Regions from separate parts of the Mus musculus genome. Here region 2 is linked to region 1. The links are chromatin loops, found by intact Hi-C in ENCODE. Cell type or tissue: gastrocnemius. All regions are shown on one strand. Each heading gives the region's core, and the rest is flanking DNA. Links, peaks and the distances in the headings are about the cores only. Region 1 overlaps Clic4 (chloride intracellular channel 4 (mitochondrial)). Region 2 overlaps Srrm1 (serine/arginine repetitive matrix 1).

The links. Peaks named below come from ENCODE experiments on the same cell type or tissue, not always from the same donor. Only the 100,000 strongest peaks of a DNase experiment are listed, where the experiment ranks them.
Region 2: a loop joins it to region 1, with 12 times the contacts of the local background. A loop is called at or near these places in 36 of 42 quality-filtered maps.

The regions. Positions count from the first base shown.
Region 1 is chr4:135,212,440-135,228,850 of GRCm38, reverse strand. Clic4 (chloride intracellular channel 4 (mitochondrial)) reads left to right here. Exons shown (of 6, transcript NM_013885.2): 3 at 2,702-2,827; 4 at 5,281-5,387; 5 at 10,162-10,343; 6 at 11,586-14,882. The coding sequence ends at 11,750. Among named protein-coding and RNA genes, the nearest start is that of Clic4, 52 kb to the left of the region's middle. In gastrocnemius, for the core only: a CTCF peak has its summit at 9,028 (motif pointing left); a DNase peak (open chromatin) is centred at 9,025.
Region 2 is chr4:135,310,352-135,326,762 of GRCm38, reverse strand. Srrm1 (serine/arginine repetitive matrix 1) reads left to right here. Exons shown (of 18, transcript NM_016799.4): 15 at 1,483-1,944; 16 at 2,654-2,849; 17 at 4,264-4,473; 18 at 5,309-6,278. The coding sequence ends at 5,416. Gm12984 (a long non-coding RNA gene) reads right to left here. Exons shown (of 4, transcript XR_003955129.1): 4 at 15,839-16,411. Among named protein-coding and RNA genes, the nearest start is that of Gm12984, 12 kb to the right of the region's middle. In gastrocnemius, for the core only: a CTCF peak has its summit at 8,576 (motif pointing right); DNase peaks (open chromatin) are centred at 8,584 and 8,985; H3K27ac peaks cover 155 bases.

The DNA.
Region 1 (16,411 bases), core at 3,231-11,230:
ATATCTTTGATTAGAAGGTAGCCAAAGAAAGAGGTACTTTTTTCTTTTTCTTTTGTTTTAAGATTTATTTATTATTATATGTAAGTACACTGTAGCTGTCTTCAGACACACACCAGAAGAAGGCATCAGATCTCATTACAGATGGTTGTGAGCCACCATGTGGTTGCTGGGATTTGAACTCAGGACCTTTGGAAGAGCAGTCAGTGCTCTTAACCACTGAGCCATCTCTCCGGCCTGGTACTTTTTCCCTAACCTAAATTAAAAGAGGGAGCCAGAGAGTGGTTATGAATGGATGGATGGATGGATGGATGGATGAATGGATGGATGAGACCTGGGAAATGAACATACCAGGGCTAACCATATTGGTCTAGGGTCTATTCTCTTGGAAATCCTTCTTAACGTCAAAGTAATGCTCTCCTTTGTGACATACTTAAAGATATTTTAAATTCAAATTCTTTGAATTTGTGGTCAGGAAGGAAGGAAGAGGGCAGGCTGGCCAGCTAATTTAAAATAAGAAATAGCTGTGTAGGCTGTGACGGGGGAGGGGGAGGGGGAGGGATGGTTAGGAAGCTCTTTGAAGGTATACTGTTAGGTGCTTTTTAAAAAAGGTTCCGTGTTTGCCTTTTTAATTATGAAAAATTTCAAACATTTCAGAATGGAATTAGCCAGCTACTGTAGGTAGCCTGTACCTGTAACCCCAGTACAAGGGAGGCTGAGGCAAGAGCGTTAGAAAGCTCTATGCCAGCTTGGCTGTGGGTTCACGTGAATATAAACACAGTAAATTTGGGGCCAGCTTGGGCTGTACGAGACCTTGTCTTTTTTTTTTTTTTTTAATGGTAGAGAAAACACTTTTCCATACCTCCTGCTCAGTCATATAATTTATCATTTTCGGGTTGTTGCTGCTTTTCTGAAATATTTTAAAGTAGCTAAGGATTTTGCTTCAGCCTCCTGAGTGTTGGCGCTATGGGTGTCAGTTCCCATGTGTGCCTTGAGGGCATTTTATTTATTTATTTTATCCATTTTGTATTTTTTAAAAGATTTTTATTTATTTTATTTCTATGAGTACACTGTAGCTGTCTTCAGACACATCAGGAGAGAGCATCAGATCCCATTACAGATGGTTGTGAGCCACCATGTGGTTGATGGGAATTGAACTCAGGACCTCTGGAAGGGCAGCCAGTGCTCTTTACCACTGAGCCGTCTCTCCAGCCCCTTTTATTTCTTTAGTATTTGTATATTTAGCATTCTCTGTGTGCTTACTTGCTCTGTTAGTCCCTTACCTCTTAAATGCTTTTGAGATAGTCCTGCTTTGTCCTTTGTGTTACCCAGACAGGCCAGGAATGGAACCTGTGACCCTCCTGCCTTAGCTTCTAGAGTGCTGGGATCACAGGTGTGCCACTACTCCTGGGTTACCCCTTGCCAATTACTTTTTCTTCTTAGATTTTATTTTCATTTTATATGAATGGGTGTTTTGTCTGCATGGATGTCTGTGCCGAAGCCCTTGGCACAATCAATCGGATCCCCTGGACTAGAGTGACAGCTGGTTCTTAGCCACCGTGTGGGTCCTAGAATTCAAACCCAAGTCTTCTAGAAGAGCAGCCAGTGCTCTTAACCACTGAGACTTTCCCCAACCTCTCCTCCCTCTTGCATAATTCTTTGGGCCTATATCTACTTAATGTGTGTTTTGAGACAGGATCTCTATACCCTTTGAGCTAACTATGTAGACCAGGCTAGCTTCAAACCAAGATCTGCTGAGAATAAAGAGATAGGTTACCATTCCTGGCTTTTTTACTTAATCTTTGGATGACTCGATTTGGACAAATCCTTACCAAAGCACAGGCATCCGTGACTATTTTCTCCATTCTGTATTCCTCCTTCATTCATACCATCTCTTATGTACTGGAAGACTAGACAGTCTTTCAGGCGTGTTTTTCCTCCTTGGTCTGCCTGCAGTGGAGATAGGAAAGGGACAGCATTTCTTGTCGTGGGGAACTGCAGGAGTTTGTCCTTCTCCTTTGTTATATACCCATCCCCAAACAAAGCAAAGCAAAAGGAAATTGAAAAGAATGCTGGCCTGGAGAGGGTTGGCTCATCTCTGTGCAGCCCATCCGAGGTAGGAAGTGTTGGGGTTGAAGCTGAAGGCTGAGCCCGAAGTCTTTTACCTCCCCCCTTAAGCAGCCAGGCTGAATTTGGAATTCAAATGAAGGACTTTGTTTTTAATCTTTAAAAATATATTTACCCCTTTAATTTTAAGCATGTACATGCAGGCTTGTATGCTTATGTGCCTGTGTGTGTGCTAGTGCGTGCTCAAGCGCACATGTGCTTGAGAGCTAGCACAGATGGAGGCCAGAGTGGGAGTCAGATCCTCTGTCTCACAGGTGGCTGTGAGTTGCCCAGTGGGTGTTGGGAGCTAAACTTGGGTCCTCTGAAAGCCATACACATTCTTAACCGCTGGCTCTTCTTTCTAAGCTCAAGGACAAAGGATTCATCTTTTGGTTGATAAATTATTCTTAGTTGTCTTAAGACACGTTATGTGCTTGCTATGTGTGTGACTGCTTCTCATTGCAGTGCTGTGCAGCCCCTATACGCCGTGGGCAGAACTGGGCCTTGCCCATCCTTACAGACTTGCCCCACTGAGAACTTGCTGCTGTCCTTTTAGAGCGCATGATGATCTCATCGTGACCACTGTTTTGCCTAACAGGAAACCTGCAGATCTACAGAACTTGGCTCCTGGGACCCACCCGCCATTTATAACCTTCAACAGCGAAGTCAAGACGGATGTGAATAAGATTGAGGAATTTCTCGAAGAAGTCTTGTGCCCACCCAAGTGAGTATCTGACCATTTGGACATACTGCCCCGCTTTGAAGCTTTGACCTTCTTGTCTCCGGACACTTTTTTCCTGAGGGACTTTAAATTCTCAGGGCCTCGATTGGAATAACCAGGACACGCTTGTAAGAGTAATGCTTAGTCAGTGGCAGAATGGGCTTTCTGCTTAGCCATACTAAGAAAGACTGGGGGCTGGTGTGATGGCTCAGTGGGTAAGAGTACCCGACTGCTCTTCCAAAGGTCTAGTGTTCAAGTCCCAGCAACCACATGGTGACTCACAACCATCCGTAACGAGATCTGACGCCCTCTTCTGGTGTGTCTGAAGACAGCTACAGTGTACTTACATATAATAAATAAATAAATCTTTAATTAAAAGAAAAAAAAAAAAAAGAAAGGCTGGGATCCGGCTAATCTGGCTATGGTGAGCAAGACAGGTTTCCAGTTGGGAAGTCTGGGTGGGCCAAGGTGCTACCAGCACTGCGATTTGCTCTCGGTTAGTTCTGAAGGGAGCTTTCTGAAGCAGTTATCTGGGATTCCTTAAGTCATTCCAAACATTTAAGTCCCACATGCACTGTACTGGTAATTAAAACTGCAGATAGAAGGTTTGTATTCAGCTTTCATTTTAAAGGTTATTAATTTTCTCTTAGGTTTTTCTATCTGAATTAAAATGTATTTCTTTTACTAAAGAAGTATTTATTTGTGTGTTTTATGTATTTGAGTGTTTTGTCTACATGTGTGCCTGCACACCAGATGGCATCAGATCCCATTACAGATGGTTGTGAGCCACCATGTGGTTGTTGGGAATTGAACTCAGCACCCCTGGAAGAGCAGCTCTTGACTTGTGAGCTATCTCTTAACTTCAAAAAAGTGGTTGTTTTCAGTGTGAAGGGAATTCCAGAGATGCTGGCCTTGGGATTAGCTGTCTGCTCAGGTGGTGTGGTGTGTGTGTGTGTGCGTGCGTGTGTGCGTGGGTGCGTGGGTGCGTGTGGCGCGCAGGCACGAGCACACTACAGTTGGGAAAAGCATTCAGGTAAACTTACCATAGTGTTCATTGAGACGCCCGGTGTAATTGGTGTTGATGGGAGGAGTTTGCAGGGTTAAGACCTGAGAAATTGGAGACTAGGTGAACCTATTAAAAAGAAAGCCTGCCTGAGTTTTTAGAAGATAGTGATAGCCCTTTTCTGAATTCACAATAGCAAGCAGAAATGTAAATAAACCACTCTAATTCCAGCACTCAGAAGGCTAGGGTAGAAGGGTTGAGGTTGAAATTAGCCTGGAATATATATATATATATCAGTGTGTATGTGCGTGTGTGCGCGTGCGTGTGTGTATGTTTGTGTGTCCTTGTTTCACAACACAGAGTAGTTTTTTACTGCACAGAATACAGTTTAAGACCTTCAAATTTTGTTTCACCTTCATTTTAATTAAGGGAAATAGACCAGGTAACATCTTCCCAAATAAGTTGAAATGAGTTAGTTTAGTGTGAAATTTTACTTCACAGTCCATTTTCCAGAGCCTTCCAGCTGATTAATATTCTGCGACAGGGCTCAGGGTCTGAATGTCTCTAGCTCAGACTCTGAGGTGAAGCAAGCCCTTCCGCAGGCAGGAGGAGCAGCCAAGCCTTTTCCCAAGACTGTCCCCAAAACTGTCCACTCTCTGGAAGAAACACACTGAGTGTGTGTGATTGAAGTCCAAAGATGTGACGTGCGTGAGGGCGCACACCTCTTTCAGAATGGCGTGTCCTGCCTTCCTTAAGTTGAAAACTTGGTCACAGCACAGAGGAAGACTCAGTATGATGTCTGAGGTCCTATTTAATCTGTCTATTGCATAGCATTCTGTCCCAAATATACCCTAGCCTCTTTAGCCCAGAGGGAGTGGGAAAGCCTGGCGCTGGTTGGCAGTGAGTGGTCCACCTCCTCCTGTTTTTGTCCTCAGCCGGCTGTGGATGATCAAGATGCTTGACCAGCCCAGGCTCCTCTGCTGTCTGGTTCCCTCACACTGCTGCACAGGGTCAGGCCAGTGCCTGCATACTAAGCAGCCAGCTGTGAGAGTCCTCGGGTGCTGAGGCTAGCGCTTTATGCCGCTGCAGCTCTTTTAAAGTGTCTTCTGATCGCCTCCTTGCACCAGTGGTCGCCATGTTGGACGTGAAGATGCAATACATTCCATCCCTTGACAAGCCGCCATTTCCTTAGCACTCTGATCATTAAATGGAGGTGGGAGTGAATGCCCTTGGATTGCCAAGAATATTAATAGGCAAACCAAAACACCATGCAGAGCTTTGTTTCCTAAGGGGGAAAACATTTAAAAAGTGCCATAGAAAACAGATGGTGGCGTTTCTCAGATCAGTCACTGTCTGAAGAGGTCTGTAGTCAGCGCAGTGGTTTGCTGGTGATAGAACTTCAGCTGATGTCACCTGGAAGGATCTATAATGCAGTTTTACGTTTTCTGTTTAGGTACCTAAAGCTTTCACCAAAGCACCCAGAGTCGAACACTGCTGGAATGGACATCTTTGCCAAATTCTCTGCTTACATCAAGAACTCAAGACCAGAGGCTAATGAAGGTAAAAACAAAAACAAAACCCAACAACAATTAATTGGATTGTCCCTACAGAAAGCAAAAGGAAACAAAAACCCAGGCAACCGTCTGAACTGTTAACGAAGACAGCGAGCATCAGGGAATGTGGGAAGTTCAGGTTTCCCTCTAAGTGTCTGAGCTGTAGTCGGGAAAGCCATGAGACCCTGGAGTAAGCGGTTAAGCTATGTTCTTCTGCCTTCTGCTTCAGGGCCGGGCATCTGGTGGGCAGGTGTGTGATGGGAGGCCTTGAGTTCTCGGACACTGAGCAGTCCCCAGAAGGGAACCGCGGAGAGCTGGGTACCATCAGAGCCGTGGGTGGAGCGGCTGTGGTGGGTGCTGAAATGGATGGATTTAGCATTGAATTGATCACCAAATCTCTTGTTTATTATGGGGCGCTGGCAGCCTAAAATTAATTAGCTCCCGTCTTTTGTTGTGCCTGTGTGCTAATTACTCTTAGTGAGGAGTTTTTGGAGTGGCCTTCAGAGAATGATTAAACTCTGCAGCCTTCAGATTTCTTTACATCATAAAACTAGAGTTTTTGTTTCAGGTCACTGTTACAGCGAGGATAGTTTAGTAGTGCAGATACTGTTTGTTTGTTTGTTTGTTTGTTTGTTTGTTTTAAAGAAAAGATACTATGAGGCCAGTCCAGACTACACAAACTTTGTATATTCAAGTATATACTCCAAACCCCAAAAGTTAGAGCAGTGGCAAAAGGAGCCAAAGATCAGCGCCCTAAAAATATCTGGAGTCTGCTATGGCTGGAGGCAGGGTGGTAGCTTGGGCTCCAAAGGCTCTGGCAGCCCATGGGCCTAGCCCGAAGGAAGGGTGGGCATCAGTGCTGTTAATAGCAGAATAGACCTAAGAATGAATCGCGCACCGACTTCCTTGTTATTTCAGTCTCCAGCTATGGCTCCTTCCTAATACCTGGTTTAAGGTTATAGTGTTTCATAATTCACTGTGGGATTTCCATGTCTTTGCTCTTGGTTTCTGGAATGTTTTTCTTCAGTGATGGAGAAAGGGACTGTTTTAGTGCCCAGGCCTGGTGTATGTCTATTTTTATAATGTGTTCTGTGGCTGCCTTGGTTTAGAAGCAATTTTCTTGAGTAATTGGCCGTTTTCCTGACTAATGTTCTGTCTAAGCAAATGTTAGGTTGGAGCCCCTGCTTCCCAGAGTGTTTGGGCCGCCTGCTTGCCCGGGCCACCTTGTTCACAAAGCCGGCTTTTATACCCAGGCCTGCTAGCTGAGCAGCCTTTGTGCTCTCCTGCTCATAATGTTTTTATTTCTGCGTGCAGTGTTTGAGGGAGTGTCTGGAGAGTTGGTCGGATTTCATTTACTACATGGAGGGGAGAAGAGGAGAGTAAAATGAATTTTCCTTTGCCTTGGGGGTGAAGGCTGGGGGAGGAAAAGTGACTCACTTAAGTATAACTTTGTATTCTATTTTTTATCTGTCAAGTTGTTACTGCTTTAAGTGGCCACTTACGCCCACTGTCTTTACAGTGCTGCACAGTAAGGAGGGGGCTCAGCAAGCACGTGACGTGTTCAGCAAGGCTTTGTGTTCAGTACCTGCTGGTAAATAAAGAGTTCTAGTTGCCAAGGTACTTTTCTCACAAGGGCCTGTCACTGCTCCAAGACTTTCGAAAACACCTTTAAATCAAATTCAAGCTGAATGCTTGTCCGTGTGTGTGTGTGTGTGTGTGTGTGTGTGTGTGTGTGTGTGTGTGTTAGTTACAGTTCTCTTCCTGTCTGCTGAGCAGTTGCATGCTTTCAGTAAACCTAGGCAGTGAGGTGAGGCTGCGCCTCCCAACACTTGTAACCACAGTGCACACAAGTCTGCTGTACCAGCCTAGTAAGTGCTTATAAAATCCAATGTAGCTGAATATTTTAAAGACCCTCTGGGCTTAGGTGTCTAGATACAAATTAGCCACCTGAACATGGGTCAGGGCCAGTGCTTAGATTGAAGTACACCGTAAACCAATAGGCTTTAGTGAATAAACTAAAGGGAACTGTGAGAAAGAGACAGAGACAGAGACAGAGACAGAGGAGGAGGGAGAGGGAGAGGGGATAGGTGACAGAAGACGGATAGATCAATCAATCGATAGATCAATAAATGGATCGGTCTATCTTTTGGTAACAGGTACAAGTTGGCCGGGAGTAGGTTTATGTAACCTAAGCACTAAGAGAGAAGTGAACCAGGCGTGTGGTGCGCATCTTTAATCCCACCGCTACTGGGGCAAAGGGCGGCTAAGGTGATGCTGTGAGACCATATCTCAAAATTAAACTATCCACCCAGAGTTTCTCACGTACTAGCTGAGAGCTCTAACACTGAGCTATACCCTCGCTCAATTGTGTATGTATTTTAACAACAGGAATGTTGATAACACATTTAACACTTCTGCCTTGAATCTGCCCGTTCAAACATGTAAGTAACAGAGCAAGTTATGTTTATTGGAAAAGCTAAGGTTGACAGGGATAATTTTTAAAAGATAGGATCTTTTCGTTCTTTGAGACTGTCACACATGCACACAATGTACTTTGGTCCTGTTCACTCCTCTCCTCCCACCAACTCTACCAGATCCACCCCATCTCCCCACACTTCCAGCTTCAGGTTTTGTTTTTAGCAATCCACTGTTTACAATTTTCTGTTCACATCTTCCTGGGTGTGGGGCTGTGCACTGGAGCATGGGTGACCTACCAGTAGCCACACCTGCAGAGAAAACTGACTCAGCCAGGGATGGGGGTTCACAAGTCTCCCCATTCCCATGCAGAAATGCTTTGTGCAGGTGACCCCAGCTACCGTGAGTTTGTGAGTATAGGGTCCCGTTGTGTTCAGAAAATATTTCTCTGATCCTTCCTGACTTACAACAGGGGAATAGTTGAATGAATATAATTTCAGTATGTAATTCAATAACAGATCCAAGGTGACTGGGAGTCATTTTATATAAAACAGTGAGTGGTGTAGTGCACTTGCACGTTCATATTATTGTGCATTATAAATGCTTCCTGCCACTGATCCCAGCACTCTGGGGGCCGAGCAGGAAATGGCCGGGCATTCCAGACTAGGCTGGCTACAGAGTGATCTCCTGGGCACCCCCACATCCCTTCAAGTCATTCCATGTCCAAACAAGTCTGCCTCTGGCTTTATAAATTCTTATTTATATATTCTTCTTATTTAATAGGAATTCTATTTGCCATTTCCCAGTTGTTGGACCTTGTAGATGGCCTCTTTGACTATGCTATCGGGTATTGCCCTTGAGCTAGGTTACAGGTAGGTGTGGGAAGGTTTGCACCTTTCCTCGTCCTTTTGAGACGGTGTCTTACTGTTGGCTGCAGCTCTCCTGGATGCAGATTATAGCCCGTACCACCATCTCTAGCTACTTTATGCATTTTGCCAAAATTTCAAAGTCTGTACCAGTTTGTATTTCCACGAACTGCAGGTGTTCATTTCCATATTTTCTTAGGCCAAAAGTATTATTTTTAATTTTAATATAATTAATTTTCAGCTGTGTATACTATACTGCTTTTTTGTTTGTGTTTTGAATAGCTTCTTAGAGATAGAGATGGAGTGCTAAGCAGCCCTCCTAGCTTCTAGACAGATGACTTTCTGCTGCTCTGCTGCTGCCCCCCAGTGGTTGGTCTCGGTGTGCTGAACTTCACAACTTCGTTCCTTTCATTTTGGAACCTCCTAGTTAGTACCTGTGTCTTTTTTTCATTGGTCATACCTTATGATGATAAATTATTATTAATAATGATTAGCATAGGGGCTGGAGAGATGGCTCAGCGGTTAAGAGCACTGGTTGTTCTTTCAGAGGACATAGATTTAATCCCTAGCACTCACATCACAGCTCACAACTCTCTGTAACTCCACTCTCAGGATGTCCAGTACACACATGGTATACAGACACATATGTAGGCAGAACAACCCATACACATGGGATAAAAATAAAAGTTTAAAACCATTTAAAAATAATGGTTAACACAAACTATAACTGATTTTCCTCTCAGTTTTCACTGGTTTTTATTCAGTCTTAGGGTTCTCTTAAGATCCCAGTACTTGGAAGGCAAAGGCAGATGGATCTCTGAGTTCGAGGCCTGCCTGGTCTACAGAGGGAGTGGAGAGAGCTCCTATTGTCCGTGTTTTTTCTATGCTGTCCCTGCTCCCTCCTAAGGCTTCCTGGCCTTGTCTTTCCAGCTGCACACAACTGGCTTAGTCCAAGTTTGAGTCATGACAGTCGTAGCATTTCAGTCCACTTGGCTCTTATGGAGGCTGCTGCCAGTCCATCCTGTAACTGACTTTGTAGTCTGAACTCGTGCCTTGGGTAAGGCAGGGCTGTTCTTGGGCGCTCGTGTTAGCAGGCAGGCTGAGAGCCCTGGCTCCCAGGCTCTCTGTTTAGGTTGTGTGCACGGGTCTTGGTGCCCTTGACACATTTCTTCGTGAGCAGGATTATGCTTTCTGTCTTGGAAGACTTTCTCCTAGCTCTGAATTAGTAGACTTGCCTTTCCCCATATATCGTTGCAGTTTACCTGTTAGTGGGATTGGGCCACGGCTTGCTGGTGAGGGCCACAAACCATGCAGACGGTTTTGTTGGTTGGCAGGATAGACCTCTCTCCTTCAGTTCTGTCCTCGCTGGAAGGAGCATGCAGGCAAGCTCCCGTTCTCCCGGGGAGTAGGAGTGAAATCGGCGCCGTTACTGGGGCACGGCCTGCCCAGACTGGGCTTCCTCTCTCACGGCGCTCTCTCTCTCTCTCTCATGTGTTTCAGCGCTGGAGAGGGGGCTCTTGAAAACGCTGCAGAAACTGGATGAGTACCTCAACTCTCCCCTCCCCGACGAAATCGACGAGAACAGCATGGAGGACATCAAATTTTCCACACGTCGGTTTCTGGACGGCGATGAGATGACATTAGCAGACTGTAACCTGCTGCCCAAGCTCCACATTGTCAAGGTAGGCCCACCGGGAGCACGGTGCCGCCGGGAGCGGTGCTCCCTCACCAGAGCCGTTCTCTACCCCAGCCAGAGTCAGCTCAGTAAGTGGATCCTAGAGCTAACTAAGTAGAAAATCATGTTTATAAGTCAGCTGTATTGGGTACCTTAATCGTAGCGCTCAGGAGTCGGGTAGAGGCAGGAAGACCAAGATTTCCCTCTCAAGGAATCTCAAGCCAGACTGAGCTACATGAAACCCTGACCCAGGGAGAAAAAAATATGAGACCTGAGCAAGAAATTTTTTTCTTCTCCTGTGGCTGAATTAATAGGGATATAATAGATAAATATAATAATAATATATTATATTATATATTACATTTTATATTATATCATATTATATACTATATTATATATAATATAATAATAATAATTATAATAGTAGACAATAGATAATTGTGAACTGGGCTGACACTGTCTAATTCTGTGTGGTGACCTTTCAAGGCCACAATGTTAATTCTGTGACAAACCAAGCTTAATGCAATACTAATGGGCATTTGTTGCATGTAAAGATCTGAGACAAGAAAAGATGGTTTTAGAAGCTGGTGTGTTGGGGTGGAGAGATGGCTCAGTGGTTAAGAGCACTGACTGCTCTTCCAGAGGTCTTGAGTTCAATTCCCAGCAACCACATGGTGGCTCACAACCATCTGTATTGGGATCTGATGCCCTCTTCTGGTGTGTCTGAAGACAGATACAGTGTACTCATACATAAAATAAATCTTTTTAAAAAAGAAGAAGCTGGCATGCATTTGGGAGGTGGAGGCAGATGAAGTTCTATTGAAAAGCAGCCCAAACTAAAAAAGGAAGAAAACAAACTTAAAATAGTCTGTTTTTAGACAAATACTTACCCAGTGATTAGACTCAGCCATCTCCCTGTGCCCAAAGCTGGCTTCCAGAGCCGCTGTTGTTTCCCAGTACCTGGAGTAGTGTGCCGTCCTAGTCTACACTCAATGTAGCTCGCTCTCTGTGTGAGTGTGTTCACCTTGGTAACCTGGGAGCCCAGAAATGGGTGCCTTTACGCCCTCGGGGTTACAGGCAGTTGTGAGCTGCCCAACATGGGTGCTGGGAACCAAACGCCAGTCCTGGAAGAGCTGGCCCATAGAATATGTTAATAAAGGTTTCCAGAATTAATAGTCTCTCCAGTCAGACATGCCTCATGTGGGGACCTGGAAGATAGGTGTAACTCTGGATCTATATTGCATTTCAGGTGGTGGCCAAAAAATACCGCAACTTTGATATTCCTAAAGGAATGACAGGCATCTGGAGGTACCTGACAAACGCCTACAGCAGGGACGAGTTCACCAACACCTGTCCCAGCGACAAGGAGGTGGAAATCGCGTACAGCGATGTCGCCAAGAGACTTACCAAGTAGACAGCACTTTCGAGAGAGATGCCTTCCGATCCCCCGAGAATCCGCTTTCCTAACAGACTGCTCCGCCTCCTAAAGTAGAAGTGTATTTTGCATGAACACACAGTTACTCAAGACTAGGAGTAAGGCTAGACAGAGTAGGCCTCTCCAGTACACACTCCTGAGCAGTATTATTCTAAACTCCTCTACCCAGCCCACCTACCCTACCCTGCCCTGCCCATCTGCTGCCCTCCAGTTTGGAGGCACTTCGCCACAAGCGTGTCACCCAAGAGGCAGTTTGCTGTCACTCTGGAGCCCCGACCATCACGTCCCTTCACTGTGTAGATGGCAGAACTTGAGGTGCTATGTTCCACCATTAGAAAAGTCGCCTGCGACATCAGTGGACCCCATGTTGCTGTGTGCATGGTATAGGAACATTTATGTACTGGGGGAGTTGTAATATTGTGTAAGGAGTCTGGAAGGATTACTACTGTGTCAGACGTGCTGTTTCAGAGTAGTCTGTTCTGGAGTGTCTGAGTGAGAAGGCCACTTCTGTAGAGACACTGGTTTCTAGGTAGACATTTAATTTTGACTAAAATGTGTCATTTGTATAAATTGTAACATCCGATAGATACTACATAGAAAATGAAGGACTGAGGGGTTAGGAAGGCATTTTCAAAATGACAAGAGAAGGTTGGGTGGGGTCTCTGTCTATCTTGCCTGCTGTGAGGGTATCACCCAGGCCCACTTATCCATCTACAGCGAGTAGTATGGCGGCCTTCCTTGTAACAGGCTTTTTCTTTTCTCTCTTCGTGGTGCTTGGGATGGAACCCAGGGCTTTGTTTAGGCCTGACAAGGCTCTGCCCCTGAGCTGTGCCAAGCCCACCTCCCTCTGTGTACAAAGCTCCTTTCTTGGGTGACCAACATCTTCCTGTCTTTGAGCAACCAAGGCCAGCATGCGAGCCACCCAGAAGTTAATTAAACCAGGTTCATCGGGAGTTTGCTGAAATGTTAAGCATACTCTGTTCTAGAGAGGGAGTGAAGAAGGGGCCATCTTAAACTCCCGTGAGGCCCAGGCCTCGTGCTCCTGCCCCACCTCCATGTGCATCAGACTGGGTGAGAGGTCCTTCACTTGTCTTGGGATAAATTGTAGTTGTCTTAGTGAGTGTGTATTTCCACAGTTTTGCCTCATGTCAGTCCCCACGCGGAAGGATAGCCTTCTGTGTTCTTCTTGCCTTTGTTTTGAGACAGGATGTTACTCTGAAACCCTGGTTGGCCTGGAACCTGATAGGTGACCAAGCCAGCCTCAAACTCGTGGCAGCCCTCTTGCATTTGCCTCCTGAATTGGAGCTAGGATTCAGCCTGCACCACCACGGCTGGCTTGTTTTCTCATCTCTAAAAACAAAGTCTAAGCTAAAAGTTGTTTGCAGTCTAACAAAGGGGAATGAGCTTTGTAAAACCAGAGGCCCCTCCCGCCCAGACAAAATGGCCTTTCTCAGTAGTACTCCAGAGCCTGCTGTGACTTTGTGTACTGTGCTACATTTTTTTTTAGTGATCTTTTTAAAAACATGTTCAAGAAATGCTCTTTCTTAAAGTCGTCTCACTCCACAGTTCGCTGCTTTAAAGTGGCCATGCTTTCCCCTACGCTGTGCTGACACTTAAAATAAATGCCAGCTTTATGGAACCATTCTGACTCATGGCAGCTCCCTTTGAAAACTTACCAATACTTCACCTAGCACGGGGGTCAGGGAGAGCTTGACAGTGGTCCCCGTGGCTCAGGGAGATGCCGTGGCCACAGCTTTCACCCCATTGCTAATCAGGGTGTGAGCACCCTTTATATGCAAACTGGGTGGTGGTCTGTCTGGTTCCAGTGGGAGGTACCATCTCTTCTCCTTTGAGAAATGCCCCTGCAGTGTCTCCGTGGGTGGGGTGGGGTTGAGCTTTGACGATTCCAGAGAAGAGGTCTCTGTTCTTCTGTGAGGGGCCAAGCGAGGGCTCCTGGGTCAGAGCTGTACTCACAGCAGAGGGTGTGCAGACAGGCCTTAGTGGGTGTGAGGTGCCCACGATTGGGTGTTTATTCTCTTTGGCTTCCTAAATTGCCTCTTGGTTGCTCTTGCCGTCTCTGGATATCCAAGGAAAGTCTGTCTAGGTTTTGGCAAGGGTAGAATTGTTTTCCTTTATAGAGAGACACAGTTTTGTCAAGGAAGTGAAAACGGATTCGAGATTGGCAGATGGACAGAAGCTTTAAAAAGGAAGAGCCCACAGCAAGCACTCTGACCCTGAGCCGAGATCATGGCTTACAGTCTTGAAATGTGAACTGTGATGTCTCCATGCGGCTGATGCAGGCCATGGGCCGACATCTACAGAGTGGCTCCTCCCTCGCTCTTGCTTAGCCTCCGATCTGTATAAGCCCTCCACCTTGGAGCCGGGATTTTGAGTGGAGTCTGCCTATTTTCCAGTGGATACTAAGAAACTATTAAACAGTGGGAAGCCTGGCTGTTTTAAGTACCGTCGCTTCCTTTTTGATATAGATACAGACTTTGAATACAATGCAGTTTCCTCAGTAACATTAGCTTTCGTAGCAGTTTATACCATAAGATGTTCTGACTGGTTTGTACACTAGGTGGGTCAGCTAGTAGAATTTAGGCATTTATACTTTTCCTGAGTTATACTCCCAGAACCTCCTCAGAGTTGCATGTAGATAGCATTTATTTCTGCATATTTAAAAAAAAAAAAACCCATTTAGGAAATATCTACAAAGAAGAAATGAAAAATAGTAATTATTTTTTCATGAAGATTTTGGTCCACACCTCATTGAGTTGTAATGGATTCTCCAGTTTCTTGAGTTGGCAATAATCAACATTTGGTTTGGAGAGCGAGCATGAGAGAGCGTTTGTTAGTGAAACTCACAGACTTCTAAAAGTTCATTGCTACAGTTATCAAAGTGGGGGAAACTAAAATTACCTTATCAAGGAAAAAATATTAAGTCACAAGCCATATACATTTAGCTCCCAAGCCATAATGCCGAACAGCTTTGGAGTATCGTACAGAAAGCTCATTACAAAATGCTTGCGTTTTCTTTTCTCTGGAACATCAACACCAGTGTATTGCTGGCAGCTATTGTATTAAAAAAATAAATATATTTTCACTATCAAAGGATTCTTTTTTTTTTTTTTCTCCTTCATGGACATAACTTGGTATAAAGCTGTTCTGAGACCACTTTTCTGATTCGGTTCAGTACATTTACGAGGAAGGAAGATGGAATGTTTACTAAGTCATAGTTGGTACAGGGAATAATTTAGTGGAAGCCAATACTTATAGCAAAATAGAACAGATTTTAAAGTAGTCATCTTTATGTGTGTGCACACACGTGTGCTCATGCATGTGGGTGTCTGCAGAGAGCAGAAGCAGACATTAGCTTCCTGGAGCTGGACTGGCAGGCTGCCTGGTGTGGTCCTGGACAGGAGCGCTATACAGTTTTAACTGCCCAGCTTGCTCGCTACCAGTAACATCCAGAAAATGCAAGACGAGACCATTCTGTGGGAACCTTGGACAATAAGGAGTTGTCCTCTCACAGCTGACATGGTCTGCTTGTCACAGCTGCTGTTACAGTCATCCCAGCAGCATGGGGAGGCTGGAAGGCGTAGGAATGGGCAGAAGTGAGAAATGGGTGGTGTTTGCAGACATATATGTGCAATCCAAAATAATGTGCAAATTCTTAACAATTCAGCTGAATTTCTACATATACAGCATTAGATACCAAAAGTCAGGGCCTGCAGAGATGGCTCAGCAGTTAAGAGCACTGGTCCAGAGGTCTACTCCCTGCACCCACAGAAGTGGTTCATCTCCATGACTCCAGTCCTATGGGATCTGTCACCCTCTTTCGGCCTCCTTGGGCACCAAGCATGCATGTGATGCACAGATATACAGACAAAACAGCCAGATACATAAAAAGAATTGAAAGATTTCAAAAGTCAGTATAAATGCCATATATTCATACAAAGCAGAGGAGAAGTTAAACTGCTAACATCGCTTTCCTCAGGAGGAAACCTGGCTGATGGAGGGAAAATAAGCAGGAAAAATGGGCTCTATAAGTACCTGTTTCAAGAGAATGTTTTAAGATATAAAACCAGTCCTAAGTTGTTAGCTATGTAAAGTCAAGTCCAGCAAAGCATATATGATTCTTTTGTGGTGGGAACTACCAAGGATTGAAAAGCTGAATAGAAATCTGCCGGCATGGATAGATGTACCATGTTCATAAAAGCAGAATTCCAATCTGTCTCAAATATGTCTTCATGCCAACTTTCCATTGCTTTGGCAAAATATTAGACATAAGCTTACTTGCAAGGTTGTTCTTAGATTTTCAAAGTCACAGTCATGGAAATTCATATGAAACACCAGCCTGGAGGAGGGGGGTGGGGAGTGGGGCGGAGACAGGTGGATTCCAGGGGCTCTCAGGCTTGCTAGTCCAGCAGACACAGCAATCTCCAGGTTAAAGAGACTCTGTCTCAATGAATGAATGAATGAGTGAATGGTGGAGAGGGTAGAAGAGGACCCCAAGAGCTACCCCTTGCCTCCCTTGGTGCATGTGTGGGTGAACACGCATTACCCACGTGCTCACGTGTGGTGAGTAGTCAATGGAATTGTAGCAGAGAATCCCCAATCTAAAGAAAGAACTAGACATC
Region 2 (16,411 bases), core at 4,078-12,077, 97 kb before region 1:
TGAAAGGCTGGGCCAGGGACATTTTGAGTTGGAGGTCAGCCTGGGTTATAGAGAAACTAAACCCTGCCCAGCAAACAAATGGGAGAAGTAAACAGATGGATATCTAGGGTGCGGGAAGTGAGAACTATCAGTGGCTGCACAGCCACAGGAGTTCTGAAGCTACCATGTTGTGCACGTTAGCTGCTGCACTAACCTGTTGGCATTTTGCGCACTGTGAAAGCTTTGGTGATGCTCCTGCCAATCATGTAGGACCCTAGACTGCAAGTGCTAGCAGTCCCAGTCAAAAGGGGATTCCATGAAGGGAGAGGTTAGAACTCTTCAGAAATGTCAGTCATGGGCTGTGTGTAATCCCAGCTCTTAGGAGGTAGAGGCAGAAGATCAACACTGGTTTGGAACCAGCCTAAATTGTATTAAGTTCCAGGTCAACTGATACACTGGGGGGTGGGGTGGGAGGAGGTGGGGGGATATGAGCCCTCTCTCCAGCTCCTGTCACAGAGAACACAGTAAAGACTGCCTGGCAACAGCTGATGCTCACAGTTGCACAACACATGTGAGGTTCTCTTATGAAACAGTACTTTGTTTTATATAATTATGTAAATTCTCTTGGTTTGATGAATTTAAATTGTTTCTGAGAATTTCAACTTTCTCCATTAAACACAACACAGTATCCTCTTGTCAGTCATGGAGGTATGTGTATTGCTTTGAAATATCTCCTGACAGAGTACTAGCTACAGGATAGTTATGACTAGTTACTTCTTTTTTTTTTTTTTAAAGATTTTTTTTTTTTATATGTAAGTACAGAGTAGCTGTCTTCACACACACTGGAAGAGGGCATCTCATTACAGATGGTTGTGAGCCACCATGTGGTTGCTGGGATTTGAACTCAAGACCTTCAGAAAAGCAGTCAGTGCTCTTAACTGCTGAGCCATCTCTCCAGCCCGACTAGTTACTTCTTTTTATTCAATTAATTTTCTTGATTCTGGATTGGCTAGCAAGATGGCTCAGTGGGTGAAAGTGCTTGCCATAAAACTAAGTGACCAAGGGGCTGGAGAGATGGCTCTGGGTTACCATCTGTAATGAAATCTGATGCCCTCATCTGGTGTGTCTGAAGACAGCTACAGTGTACATATATATATAATAAATTAAGTGACCAAGCAGGGCATGGTGGTGCACACCTTTAATCCCACCACTTGGGAGGCAGAGGCAGGTGGATTTCTGAGTTTGAGGACAGCCAGGGCTACACAGAGAAACCCTGTCTTGAAAAACAAAACAAAACAAAAAAAAACCAAAGTGACCTAAGTTTGATCCCAGAATGTACATAAAGGTGGGTGGAGAGAATTGGTTCCACAAGATGTCTATCCTGAACTTGCATGGTGTATGGACATGCTCAAACAACAATAATAATAAGTGAGCTTGATTTTTTTTTTTTTTTTTTTTTGGATGCTGTCCATTTCATCTTAACGGTGTGTTGTTTTTTTCTAGGACCCCTTCTCCTCCCCCACGCCGCCGCTCACCGTCTCCAAGAAGATACTCTCCTCCCATTCAGAGGAGATACTCTCCTTCCCCCCCTCCAAAGAGGAGAACCGCCTCCCCCCCGCCCCCGCCCAAGCGAAGGGCATCACCATCTCCACCACCAAAGCGCCGGGTCTCCCACTCTCCACCTCCTAAACAAAGAAGCCCCACAGTCACCAAGAGACGCTCGCCCTCCTTATCTTCAAAACATAGGAAAGGGTCTTCCCCAGGCCGATCCACCCGGGAGGCCCGCTCACCACAACCAAACAAACGGCATTCGCCCTCACCACGGCCTCGGGCTCCTCAGACCTCAAGCCCTCCCCCTGTACGAAGAGGAGCTTCAGCGTCACCCCAAGGAAGGCAGTCCCCATCTCCAAGTACTAGGCCTATTAGGAGAGTCTCCAGGACCCCGGAGCCCAAAAAGATAAAAAAGTAAAAATGCCTAATGCTTTTGTTTGTTAGGAATATGTAGTTGTATAACATGTAGAAGAATCCTTTCTCTTACTGAACAGTTACAGAAATAATAAGCAAGCTGGTGGTGGCACACCTTTGATCCTAACACTAAGGAGGCAGAGCAGCAGGTCTCTGAACTCAAGGACAGCCATGGCTACACAGAGAAACCCTGTCTCAAAAGGCCAATAATAGTGATGGTACAAACTTTAGGTAGTGCTCACATCTTTCCCTACTTTGCTCCTTGTAGCATAAATTCCAGAGGGCTTTTCTTGGTTCTTAGCATCAGGAGACTCAGGAACTCCTCTGTATTATTTTATGTAAATGAGTATTTTGCCTGTAAGTGTATCTGTATGCCCACTTCTTGTGGGTGTCAAAGAGCCCAAAAGCAGATGTCAGTTCCCTTGAAACGATAGTTGTGCTTAGCCGTGAGCTGTGTTGGTGCTGGGACATGAACCCCAGTCCAGAGCCATTTCTCCAGCCCCTGACAAGCACATGAGACTGATAACAGAGCTGATACTTTAGGAACGTGAGAGACTGGTGTCACTACTGTGCTACAGGATGACCCGTCAGGAAAGTGGCAGAATTGTAGGGAATGTGTGACCATGGAGAACACTTGGATGACAGAAAGCTTGATGTGTGTGTCGTTGGAGTGTGTTCTCAACTTTGTCTTTTTTTCCTCTCTGTCTAGGGCTGCCTCACCAAGCCCTCAGTCCGTAAGAAGGGTTTCATCTTCCAGATCTGTCTCTGGATCTCCTGAGCCAGCAGCTAAAAAGCCGCCAGCACCTCCCTCTCCTGTGCAGTCTCAGTCACCCTCCACAAACTGGTCACCTGCAGTACCAGCCAAAAAGGCTAAGAGCCCAACACCAAGCCTGTCCCCTGCCCGGGTATGTGCCTACCTGGTTTTGGACATCTTTTATAAATTAGTCGGCTGGGGGTGGGGGACAGTACTTAACAATTCCAGGTCTCGGTGGACAGAAGCAGGGTCAGGAGTTCAAGACGAGCCTCAGCTTTGGCCTTGTGATTATACCTCAAAAAGACCAGTTAGTGGGTGAAATTCTTTAAAAGAATAGAAATTTCAAACCCAGTGTTGTAACATGCTTCTAATCCTAAGCATTCCAGAGGCTACCCTGGGCTACACCGTCTCAAAAAAAATGAAGTTACAAGTTAGATTCAGTTAAAATAATTTATATAAATTTAATGTAAAGACAGTACCTAGAATATGGTGGTTCCGTTAAATCTTTTTTCCACCCCAAGACAGATTTCTCTGTGCAGCCCTGGCTGTCTTGGAACTCTCTATAGATCAGACTGCTACTGCCTCTGCCTCCACGGTGCTGGGATTAAAGGAGTGCACTGCTGCTGCCCTGCCGGCTAAGTAGTCTTTGAATCTTGTAGTATGGAAGTGGTTAATGTGCAATAGAAACTGTACTTTGAATCGGGATTTGATTCTCTTTTCTAGAATTATCTATGTTCTAGAGAATCTCTTTGATTCTCTTTCTAGGCTATTGAAGAGTAAAAACGGCTACGATGCTCAGTGCCTGGCACGAGCTGCTGGCTTTGGGATTAGGTTTCGTTGCCTGGCTGTAGGCCAGCTTGTGTTTGAAGTGCACTGGTGACAGTTTGGGTAGCCCATGGTGTTCGGTAGATGCAAAGATAGGATTGGGGATCTTACTAGATGAGGGCGTAACTTCCAGGGCTTATGGAGACTCTGCCCTGTTGTAATGGGATATCTGAGCTAGAAGACGGCTCAGTCAATTCAGGCACCTGCTTCCAGGCCTGAAAACCTGAGGATGCACATGGTAAATGGGAAGGACTAACTCCTGTAAGAGGGACATCTCTGTAGAGGAGTGAGGCAGACCACTCCCACTCTTAAATGTGTGTGGTTGAGTTTATCCTGGCATTGTATTGGGCTAATGGCACTGCGAATTGGAATCCTGCTGTGGTTAGCTAAGTGTTGTCAGAGGTTTATAATTGCTCTTCATTGAATGCTCATGGTCAGGAGCTGGAAGGCAACTTGTGTTGCTCAGGACCCCAACTCTTGTCACCCACTCACATCCTGAATCTGGGAACTTGGCTTAGAGTTAGTAAGGAAACTGTACTGAGTCGGTCAGCATTGAGACTCTCCAACTGGCTGTGGGTGGACCCTGGCTTTAGTGTGTGTCTCACTTCTCTGAGAGTGCCCTCATTGGTGCCAGTTGTCTTTGCACAACTGTAAAACATCCATTTGTTTGAAATTCCCTCAGAGCCCCCCCCCCCAAAAAAGAAGGATTTTAATCACCTCAATTACTTCACTGTTTCTAGAATTCTGATCAAGAAGGAGGTGGGAAGAAAAAGAAGAAGAAGAAGGACAAGAAACACAAGAAGGATAAGAAACACAAGAAGCACAAAAAACACAAGAAGGAGAAGGCTGTGACCATAGCCACCCCAGCTACTGCAGCCCCTGCAGCTGTTTCTGCTGCCACCACCACATCAGCACAGGAAGAGCCTGCAGCAGCACCAGAGCCCAGGAAGGTATTCACACCGCCTCTGCCTGCTGTCTGAGAAGTGGTTGTGCTTTTTCTCTGTAGTATTTTGATGTTTCTTGGTGACCTGCCAGAATCAAGAGTACAAATGGCTTCAAAAAAAACTTAATGTGTTTCAACTTTTTACAACTACGTTCAAGGGACAGCACAGGGCCTTTTGCTGTATGTAGATTGGGCAATGTATGCTACCACTGAGCCACATCCCTAGATATACACAATAAGTGCAATTTAAAAAAAAAAAAAAAACTTCCCATAAGGGACAAAAGTGGGGGCGTCTCAGAGTAACTGATGACAGTAGGGTCTGTGTGTGCTCACCCATCAGTGTGCATGTAGAGGCCGTTGATGTCTCTCTCTCTTTCTCTCTTATTTTTATTGCACTTTACAAATCCAGGGTCATTTGCAGAGTTAATTCCTTAGGATGGGACACAAGTCATCAGGGCTTGGGGCAGGCTCCCTAAGCTGTCTTGCCTAGAGCTCACTGTCAGCACTGGGGCGCTGCAGGCGTGCTGTCATCTTACAGGGTCCGCGTGCTTGCATAGTAAGCATAGGAACATAGCTCAGTTGGTTGGGGACTTACTTAACTTAATGCTCAAGGACTGGATCTGATTCCCTAGCTCTCGTTGTACTGGGTATGGTGGTAAGCCCAGCTCTTGGGAGGGCTGATCTTGGCACCATAACAAATTCTAAACAAGCCTAGGCTACAAAGCAGCCCTGCCTCGAGAGCTTTGGGTGGCTTTTGTGTGTGCAGAGCTGTGCAGTTGCTGTACTCGGGCCCCACTGTGTCTCAAGACTTAATATGTGCCTGGGTTGGGTTTGTTTTTCAGGAGACTGAGAGTGAAGCTGAAGATGACAACCTTGATGACCTAGAGAGGCACCTGCGGGAGAAGGCCCTGCGGTCCATGCGGAAGGCTCAAGTGTCCCCACAGTCCTAAGCGGACATGTTTGTTATGTTGTAAATTTTATTTGGTTTGTACTCAATTCAATTTCAAAATTGCTAAAATGTGTTTGAGCTTTAGACTATAACATTTGTTGTAATAATTGCTAGGTTGAAGTTCACCATGTTTAAAAAAAATGGGGGGCATGGATTTACATTACAAAGGCGTCCACGGTGTATTAGTGACATTCTTCCATTGACATTTAGAGTGAAATATTTTATGCCAAAAAAAAAATCTCTTTTTTAAAAAAGGGGGTTTGACTATTGTTGGCATTCTTGTGGTTCCTTTAAATGCCCTTACCTCTCCCAAGAGGTTGTTTTGTTTTGTTTTCCTCCCTTTTCTCTTGAATTTTAGCATCCACATAAATTATGCTTCCAACCTTGTATAGGTTTGTAAGCTTGCCCAGAAGTGAGACCACTGTTGAAGTACCACAAAAGTTTGAATGAACGAGTGAGTGTTCACTCTTTTGTCTGTGGAGTCTGCTGTGTGGCAGGATCCCAGCCCTAGAGCTGCAGGGCTGCCCTGTGGGACAGCGCAGCCTAAGCTGATTTGGATCTGGGTTTCTCCTCCAGGTAGGGTTGTTTTGTTTCCTTCGCCCTTTTCTTCTCTGTGTAAAGGCGATTCCCTAGACCCAGGATGGACCCTTCAGTTATAGAAATTTGTTTATGGAACCCGGTGGCTCCCGTCATGTTTCTCCTTACTCATCCAATTGGTACCCACAACTGAAGAGCTCGTGTATTTGGCGGGCTGGAAGGGCCTGGACAGTGTCTTGGTTTCACTGTTTTATTTTATTTTATTTTTTAACTAAAGCTATATAAAGCTTGTGGATTAAACAGAATAAATTTCTAAATTTAAGAACATTGCCACTCACATTTATTCGCCTGCAGGGGAGGACGGAGTTCAGGGAAAATAGAAAGTGATGTCGCAGGCTCTCCCCTTCTTACTGAAATAACTAACTGCAGAGATGTCAGCAAGGGAGAGGGGGGTGTGTTCTTGGAACATGGAAAGCTGGTGAGGAGAGAGGCAGTTTACAGCAGGGCATGGTGTCAGTGTGAAGGACCTCCCAGGTGGCACTTGGACCTGAAGCTTGTGACACCAGAAGTCTGAGCCTAGTCTTTGGAGGCACAGATAAATTTGATTGTGACTTCTAATAGATGAAACTAGAATACAAAATGCCCACATCTGAATTTCAGGAAAGCCTAAGGGTGTTTTGTTTTTTGACTGAGACAGGGTTTCTCTGTATAGCCCTGGCCGTCCTGGAACTCACTCTGTAGACCAGGCTGGCCTCGAACTCAGAAATCCACTTGTCTCTGTCTCCCAAGTGCTGGGATTAAAGGTGTGCGCCACCACTGCCCGGCCCTGTTTATGACTTTTAACCAAAAGACAGACACTTAAGACTTCGGTAGGGCCAGGCTCGAACCTAGAAGGCCCCTTCAGAAAGCCCTGGATTAAGAATCTGGACCCACACCAGCTCAGAAGAGAAGGGAAGGGGAACGGGGAAAGAATTGTGGGGGTGGAGTGACCAGGAGAGGGGCAGTGAAAAAAACCTGGGAAATTTAATGATTCCACATATTTCTTTATAATCCCCAACATTTACCCTAAAGTTACACATATAAAGACAGCTTTCTCGTTAAAAATGAATCTGGAGCTGGACTGGAGAGGTGGGGTGGCTCAGTGGTTGGAAGTATTGCTGCTCTTCCAGAGGACCCGACCGAGTTCAACTCCCGGCACCCATATGGCAACTCTTGATTGTAACTGCAGTTCCAGGGTATCGGACACCCTCACACAGACATAACGTGCAGACAAAACAGCAATGCATGTGAAATTAAAAAAAACAAATCTGGGGCCTTTTGTAGTGGTTTACTCCTTTAATCCCAGCATTCAGGAGGCAGAGGCCGGCAGATTTCTGAGTTTGAGGGCAGCCTGGTCTACAGAATGAGTTCCAGGACAGCCAGGGCTACACAGAGAAACCCTGTCTCAAAAAAAAAAAAACTAAACTAAATCAAAAGACTTAAGCAGTGAGCTGGTTTTACATGGAACCTACAGTGAGTTATAATGAAGAAACAAGGTACTCAGTGAAGACAATCCTAGAGGACTCTAGAGCTGGGAATAGTCTCATGTGCAGAGCTTTCTGTGTTCTTCCATGTGGAAACCAACCCCGTGTGAGACAGGAGAAGCAGTGTTGAGCGACTACAATGCGGACTCCCTGTATAAACAGTCGGAGTATTTGCTTCTGTTTAGCCTGACAGTTGGAACATTTGTGGCTGACCCATGCAACACAGGAGCTTTCATTCTTTCCAACTGAAACCTGACAGCAGTCCTTGCCTATACAGCTAGTTGAAGCTGTTTAGAGGCTAACCCAGTCTCTACTCATTTTTGAGTCCCATCTCAAAAATGGAGCACATGTCTGTAACTTAGGCAACAGCAGAAGGGCCTTCCCCCCTAGTTAGTTGCTTGTGAACTCAACAGAAGCTAGAGTTACTGCACAAGGCCACGCCAGCAAGATCAGTCAGCATCTCAGCCAGCAGCACTAACTGGACTCAAGCACAGGAGGCGGTCAGCTTCCTCGGCACCGTCTTCATCTTGAAGGCTCGGCCATCGTTTCCTGACCCATTTCTGAACATAGAAGTTACTAGAATTTGGACCTCTGTTTAGCATCATTTCTATAGTGTCCTCATAAATTAAATGGTGAATCAGCATAAAACCGTAAGGTGAGACATCACATGTACATCGTAGTCATTCACGGAGCCCACTGGGAGTGGAGGGACAGCCTGATCTACATAGCAATTTCCAGGCAATTTCCAGGCCAATCAGAGCAATATAGTGAGATCCTGCCTTAGGGGAAAAAATATTCCATTATCAAATGGCAAATTTCAACCAAGCAAAACCCAAAATTGGGCTGGAGAGATGGCTCAGCAGTTAAGAGCACTGGCTACCCTTCCGGAGGTCCTGTGTTCAAATCCCAGCAACCACATGGTGGCTCACAACCATCTGTAATGAGATCTGATGCCCTCTTCTAGTGTGTCTGAAGACAGCTACAGTGTACTTACATATAATAAGTCTTAAAAAAACAAACCCCAAATTTCTTTGGCAGTGTCCGGATAGGCACAGAGGCTTTCCATTCTTTCCTGGTCCCAGCTGTCCTCAGATTTGTCCACTAGGTGGCGCCTAGTCCCTGCTTGGCCACAGAGTGAGCTGGCATACTGTGCAGTCCTAAGACTCCTGTGCTTGCTTGGTCATTTTCTTTTTATTGTTATTTTAGGCAGGATCTCATATAACCCAGGCTGACCATGAACTTGCTGCATGGTCAAGGATGACCTTGAACTCAGTTCCTCTGTGTGTGTGTGTGTGTGTGTGTGTGTGTGTGTGTGTGTGTGTGTGTGTGTGTAAGAGAAAGGAAAGAGGTGGATATTTTGCTTGAATGCATATGTCTTTGTTTGTTTGTACCTCCTGTGTGCATGCCCTCAGAGGCCATTGGATTCCCCAGGACAGGAGTTACAGATGGTTGCACAAGGTTGCTGGGGATTAAAACCCAGTCCTCTGGGAAGAGCAGCCATTGCTGTCAACCACTGAGCCATCTATGTAGCTTTGGTTGGCCAGGAACTCAGTATGTGAACCTGGCTGCCTTTCAACTCCGATAGCTTGCATGCCCTGTCTCCAAGAGCTGCGATTAAGCAAAGGCATGTGCCGCCATGCCTAGCAGATGTTATTTATTTTTAATATTGTTGAGTGCATTTCCATCCGTGTATGCTGTATAAATATGCATTTATGTGTGCCCCAGTGCTCATGTGGAAGTCAGAACAATTTCACAAAGCCCATTCTTCCCACTTTATATCAGATCCGGGGTTCAAACTCAAGGGTAAGGTTTGTTCCGCTGCAACTGCTCACTTACCGTCTATCTGTTGGAGTGGTTTTGGTTTATGTTTTGTTTTGTTGAGACAAGGTCTCATTATATAGCCCTGGCTGTCCTGGAACTTGCTGTGTAGACCAGGCTGGCCTCAAACTCAGAAATCAGCCTGCCTCTGCCTCCCAAGTGCTAGGATTAAAGGTGTGAGGGCTTTTCGAGAGGGAACATCCGCCTCAGTGTCCTTCCAGTGGCCTAGCGTACAGGACCTGGAGGGCTTATGAGGGCTTAGATGTTTGATAAGAGCCTTGAAGATGACAGGGCAGGTTCTAGAGCGCGCTGAGAAGGGGCATGGGTCACAGGGTGACTCGGGGAAGCTGAGACATTTTCATTGTATACAGGGTCTCTTATAGTCTCATTTGTGAGATTCCTGGAATACTCCAAGTTTGAATCTAGGAAGGAGCAAAAGGCCATACACGCTCAGGCTTAAGCCGGGCTCCCTGCCGTTCTGATATCTCTTTTCAATGCGTATGAATTTTCCCCTACAGGAATGTCTGCCCACCATGTGCATACTTAGCCTTGGTTCTCTGAAACTAGAATTACAGGCAGTGGACTGGTGAGATGGCTCAGCAGGTAAGAGCGTTGATTGCTCTTATGAAGGTCCTGAGTTCAAATCCTAGCAACCACATGGTAGCTCACAACCATCTTTAATGAGACCTGACACCCTCTACTGGTGCGTCTGAAGTCAGCTACAGTGTACTTACTTAATGTATAATAATAAATCTTTGGGCCGGAGCAAGCAGGGACTGAGCAAGCAGGGCTGACCTGATCGAGTGGGGCTGACCAGAGCAAGCAGAGGTCCTAAAAAAGTTCATTTCCCAACAACCACATGAAGGCTCACAACCATCTGTACAGCTACAGTGTACCCATATATATATAGGCTGTTGTGAGCTGCCCCATAAGTTCTAGTCATTGAATCCAGGTCCTCTGGAAGAGCAGCGAGAGTTCTTCATCCCTGAGCCATCTCTGCAGCCCCATCTTTTCACATTCTAGTTTTAAATATCTACATAAAAGGATTATCGTGGGCCAAATAATGGTGGCACACATCTTTAATCCCAACACTTGGGAGGCAGAGGCAAATGGATCTCTTAGTTCTAAGCCAGCCTGGTCTATGGAGCTGGTTCCAGAACAGCCAGGGCTATGGAGAGAAACCCTGTCTCCAAACAAATGAACAAACAATGGACCATCATGTATATGCAGGCGGCCTTCATAACAAATCATAATTGTTATGGGATCCTTGACGTCAGTGACAGCCTAGAGTGGGAGGTGCCTTTCCTGTGGCCCCTTAATTTTCATTGCATGGCTATCCTGCCTCAAAATGGCACGACCTGACACAATTCAGGAGGTTGGAGATTTGAAGTAATCTAGGTCCGCAGTAGTGGCGTGTGGTTTTTGATGCATCCATCATAAAATGCTGTTACAGTGTTTAGGGTTAGGCAGGAGGCCTGACTGACACTGGGGACCCAGATGGCCCCACTCACGCTGCAGCCGTCAGGACGCCTCAGTTCCTCACCAGCAGGCTCGTATTCCTTGATATCATTTCTTTTTCTTTCTTTTTCTTTTTAAGATTTATTTATTTATTATCTGTAACTACACTGTAGCTGTCTTCAGACACTCCAGAAGAGTGCGTCAGATCTTACTACAAGTGGTTGTGAGTGAGCCACTATGTGGTTGCTGGGATTTGAACTCAGGACCTTCGGAAGAGTAGTCAGTGCTCTTAACCACTGAGCTATCTCTCCAGCCTGATATCATTGAAGAGGGAAGAGTCTTCTTCACTGTGAGCAGACCCTGGGTCCTGCCTGCGGAGAGAGGCAACTGAGCACCAGCGATCCAGCACTAGTTCCCTGCCCTCTGCTCTGGAAGGGATGGGATGTCAGCAGACTCTTCGAGTTCCAGCCCGCCCAGACTTCCCCCATGCTGATGGCTGTAGCTGGAAGTTGCCAGGCCACTCACCCTGTGTCTTGGTTACTTTTCCATTACTGTGATAAAACGTGCATGACCGAGGCAACTTATAAAGGGAAGTGGTTAAATGGGCTTCAGCTTCGGAGGGTTAGAGTCCTCGCTGACAGAGCAAAACAAAAACACAAAACACAAGGGCAGGAACAACTGAGAGCTCACATCGTGGTCCTGCAAAGTATGACACAGAGCAAGATACTGGGAATGGCATGCATCTTTTGAAACCTCCAAGCCCACTCCTGGTGGACACATCCTCTACCAAGGACACACCTCCTAATCCTTCCCAATCAGTTCCACCAGTTAAGCATCAAGAATTCAAACACTGGAGCCTACCTGGGGGTCATTTTCATGCAAACCACTACAACCTGTACCTGTCAAGTGCAATCCTGAGAGCTGAACCCAGGCTCATAAAGACAGACCCTTGGCAAACACTGGTATTTTATCATACAACTAGGCAAAGTCCACTGATCCATGGCCTCTCTGCCTCTGTGAAATTCACAGTTCTGTGGACTGAGGACTCAGAACATTGGGCCTTCCTAGGGGACTGACTGACTCAGGCATGAATCTCCCATCCTGGATGTAGCCTTTAAACATTCACCTGGGCCAGTCTCCTTTCAGGAAGAAGGTGGAGGAGCTATGTGTCCATGTGGGTAGAGCTTGGGACCTGTTCCCGTCAGCCCTTGCTGGTGAGCTTGGGCAAGCCCTTATCTCTCTCTGGGGCTCTGGGTGCCCCTTATGGATGTACAGGCTGAGTTGGTATGTCTGATAATGCTACGGACTCACTTCTGACAAATGATAGGACATTTGAGGAACCACCATCACTGACGCATTCTCCCGGAAGCCAGTGAGGACACAGGGCCAGGTGCTGATGGAAAACGGGGCTATGCAATATCTGGGTGCTACAGGTCACACGAGGGACTCGCTGTCAAGACCTGTGACTGTATCCTTTACTATGACAAAACGGGTGGCAGAACGGACTCAGGGAGAGACATTGACAAGGGCTTATCTGTCACTGTGGTGAAGACGTGGCTGCCACAGTGGCTCAACCAGAGGCGGCAGGAGGTCCCGGTGTAGCCGCTGTGTTGCTTTTCTTAGGACAAGGCAGGCCACTGATGAGGCATTGAAAAAAGAGACGCAGCTAGACAAGGTGGCGCATGCCTTTAATCTCAACACTCAGGAGGCAGAGACAAGTGGATCTCTGAGAGTTTCAAGGCCAACCTAGTCTACAGAGTTCCAAAACAGCCAGGGCTACACAGAGAAACCCTGTCTTGAAAAACAAAAGAAGTATGTGCATGCATTCTTGAGCACACACACACACACCCCAAAATGAAAAAAAGAAAGTCTCACCCAGAGTCCAGCTTGGTTCAGACTTCCTGATGGAAGCATTGTGCAGGGAAACTCACAGGCGTGGGCGACTCAGAAAGCTGTGTCACCCAAAAGTCCCACATCTCTGAGGGATGGCTTCACGAGAATCGCATCATAGAGTTCTGCTTTCAGTTTCCCTTCCTTCTGTGACCTCAAGGGAGGCAGAGGGGAGCGAATGAGTCCTCGTGACCTCTCCACCTCTCTCAGAGTGAAGAGCGGCGGGTCCAGGATCCTTGCCACACACCTGGTTGTCTCTGAGTGTGTCTGCTGATGTCATTGCTATGACTACAGGGATAAGGGGTCAGCTGGTCACCACAGCGACCTTTGCTCCACCACAGAGGAAGGGTTGGACATACCTGGATGAAAAGCTAGGACAGTGGCTTGTTTGTATCTTGGTGGATCGGAAGCACTACCAAACAGTGACCTATGTGTATAATGCCCCGAAGGTTTCCCAACCTCCCACAAGCTGGAGTGTACAATGCATGGGTCTCTGGGTGGGGGTATTGCACATTCGAGTTGTCACCATGACTAAACAGGGCTGTTCATTTTGCTCAGTGTCTTCAGCTTACAGTGCACCGAGCTCGCGACAGATGACCAGCTCTTCTCATTTACACGTCAACCCTGGAGAGCGGTTGCTATAATTATCTGCGTTTACAAGATAAGGCAACTGAAGTCCCGAGGGGAAGGGACAACTCTAGCCAAAGCAAGCAGGAGAGGGGGAGGCAGGCCCAGCTTTAGTGCCTCAAAGCTAGCGTTTCTGTGTTTCTGTTTCCTGTCACCTAACACTCCCTCTTGAGGCATTCTTGGAAGCTGAAGGGTGTGGCAAGGACGGGGAGGCTGAGTTGACCTTCTCCAGGCCTCAGTTTCCTCGTCTGTAGAATGAAGCGATGCTTTGCGTTGAACTGAAAGCTAGAGATGGCTTTTCAGTGGGTCTCGGAGAAGAGTGTGCCTCTGCGAAACCCAAGAAGTGGGCTTCTTAAATAAATGCTGATGCGAGACAGGAAGTGGCCAAGTGTCTCAGAGCCATTGTTCCACCCCAGTGGAGGTGCCAGGATAGTTCAGGCAGGGTAAGAGGACAAAAACAAAACCGGGAGTCTTTATCTAGAACTCTCCTTTCAGAGCCTTCCAGGGAAACAGAAACTTCTGGACTGTCATTGCCGAGTTCCAAACATTTCAGAGGGCTCAGCAGGAAATCTGTCATCATCTGACCCTAGCCTTGGCATCAGCCATACAGAAGGCTGTCTGGGAAAGCCCCTCCCACTGGCAGCCTCTCTGCCATGGTCCTGCCCTGCACTGAATCCACCCTCCCCACAGCTGCAGTGGATCAGATGGCTGCCCAGCTCTCCCGCTGGGGTTGGGAGTCCCTTCTCTGGGCAGCAGCTTCATTCCTGGACTACAGAAAACCGTAGCCCAAGGACTCCGCATACTGTGTTTCTGATGCAGAGCCTCACCACAGGGTCACGAAGCGTCCTGAGTCCTTCTCGGCTGGTGCAGAAGTGTACCCTACACCCCCCCTCTGTTGGTGGATGGCAGGGCTCAGTCCCAGGGGTGTGATACTCTGGGAGTGGCTATGTTTCCCCAGTCTTGACTCTATCACTGTCTGAGAACCCTTTGAGGACTGTGCGGGACAGTGCTCCCCTTGGGTTCCCTCCAGGTTCCACTGAAGGCTTAGCATCGACTACGGTGGGTGTGCTCCTGGGTCATCTCCAGTGCCAGTCACCAAGAGCTCTGATCGCTCATAGCAGGACCCCCACTTCTGCTCCGCTCTGCTCCACTGAGTCCCTAGGTCCCTCTGTCAAAGGCTCCTACGGGATTTCTAAGTCTGTTCACTGGGATCAGGTTCATGGGCTCAGGGAGGAAGCCGAGGGCACAGGTTGCTTGTCCGTCTCATCTCAGCACCTAGGGCTGCTGATCTTCACCTTTCATTTGGGGAATTTACACGAGAGTCTTTTTTTTTTTTTTTTCTCTTGGTTTTGTATTGGGAGGGCTTGAGCCCAGGGTTGAGCATGTGTTTTTAAAAAGCGCCCTACACTTGGGAGCAGAGGCAGGCAGATCTCTGAGTTTGAGGCCAGACTGGTCTACAAAGTGAGCTCCAGGACAGCCAGGGCTACACAGAGAAAGCCTGTCTCGAAAAACAAGCAAACAAACAAAAAAGCGCCCTACAAGCACTCAGGAGGCAGAGGCAAGCGGATTTCTGAGTTCGAGGCCAGCCTGGTCTACAAAGTGAGCTCCAGGACAGCCAGGGCTATTCAGAGAAACCCTGTCTCGAAAAAACCAAAAAAAAAAAAAAAAAAAAAAAAAGCGCCCTACAAATGAGCCACAGTTTTCACAAGATTTTTTTGTCTTGTTGCATTTCTATTGCAATAAAATTGACATAAATCGCCGGGCGTGGTGGCACACACCTTTAATCCCAGCACTTGGGAGGCAGAGGCAGGTGGATCTCTGAGTTTGAGGCCAGCCTGGTCTACAGAGTGAGTTCCAGGACAGCCAAGGCTATACAGAGAAACTCTGTCTCAAAAAAAAAAAAATTGACATAAGTCGCCATGTAGTTCACATGTGCAGGTTAAGGTGGTATTTATTATTATGGGTGTTTTGCCTGTATGTCTATATGTGCATCCTGAGCACACAGTGCCCTCAAAGTTCAGAAGACAGTATTAGACCCCCTGGAACTGGAGTTACACACAGTCGTGAGATGCCACATTGGTGCTGAGAATCCATCCCAGGTCCTCTGCAAGAGCAGCCAGTGCGCCCACTTCCAGGCCCTGGCATTTCCCCACACTGGGAAATAGAGCCTTCATAGGACAAAGGGCCTCTCCTCCCATTCATTGATGTCTGTCTGACTTGACCTTGAACTCTTGATCCTGGTGCCTCCAGCTTCCAAGTATGAAATTATACTCAACTCTTTGTTTTAAACCTGTGACAGGATTTGAACCCAGAACCTTGTGCATGCTAGGCAAACATTCTACCACTTGGCTACACTCCCAACCCAAGGGCTTTTTTTTTTTTTTTAAATATGAGTACATTGTAGCTATCTTCAGACACACCAGAAGAGGGAATGGGATTCCATTATAGATGGTTGTGAGCCACCATGTGGTTGCTGGGATTTTAACTCAGGACCTCTGGAAGGGCAGTCAGTGCTCTTAACCGCTGAGCCATCTCTCCAGACCCCCAACCCAAGGTCTTGATGTTCAGGCTCTGAGCGGTTCTCTTCCTGCCTTGGCCTCCCTGGTGCTGGGTTTATGCACACATCGGTGTCCGGGTGTCACAGCCTTTCTTCTGAGTGCTGGCAACTGCAGGCTTTTAAAGGTCTCGAGGTGGGTGGGAGGTGACCGAGGAACTAAAGACACCTCTGTCTCCAGGCACCTGAGCACCTACTCGTTCCTCACAGTCCCACTGTTTGCAACGTGTGGACGCAAGGCCTGGGGAAGTGAGCAAAGCTGTCTGATGACAGAGCTGACCACCAGCCTGTCTACACTGGTTTGTCTACTTGGCTTGGCTTCCCACGGGCTGAGACTCTGGGGTTGCATACCTTGGAACTCCATAGATGCACTCCATGGCTTCGGGTTAATGTTTTCTCTGGATTCTCCTTGGGGACAGCAGTCAAGCTGGGCAGGCGCCACAGTGTGAAGGAGGTAGGGCGAAGGGGAGTGAGTCAGACACACACTGGACAACTGACTGAGAAGAAGGCAGTGGGTGGGAGGCCAGCATCCTGTCTTCATCTTTATTTACTTATTCTCCTTCGTTATTTGTTTGTTTGGGGGAGGGTG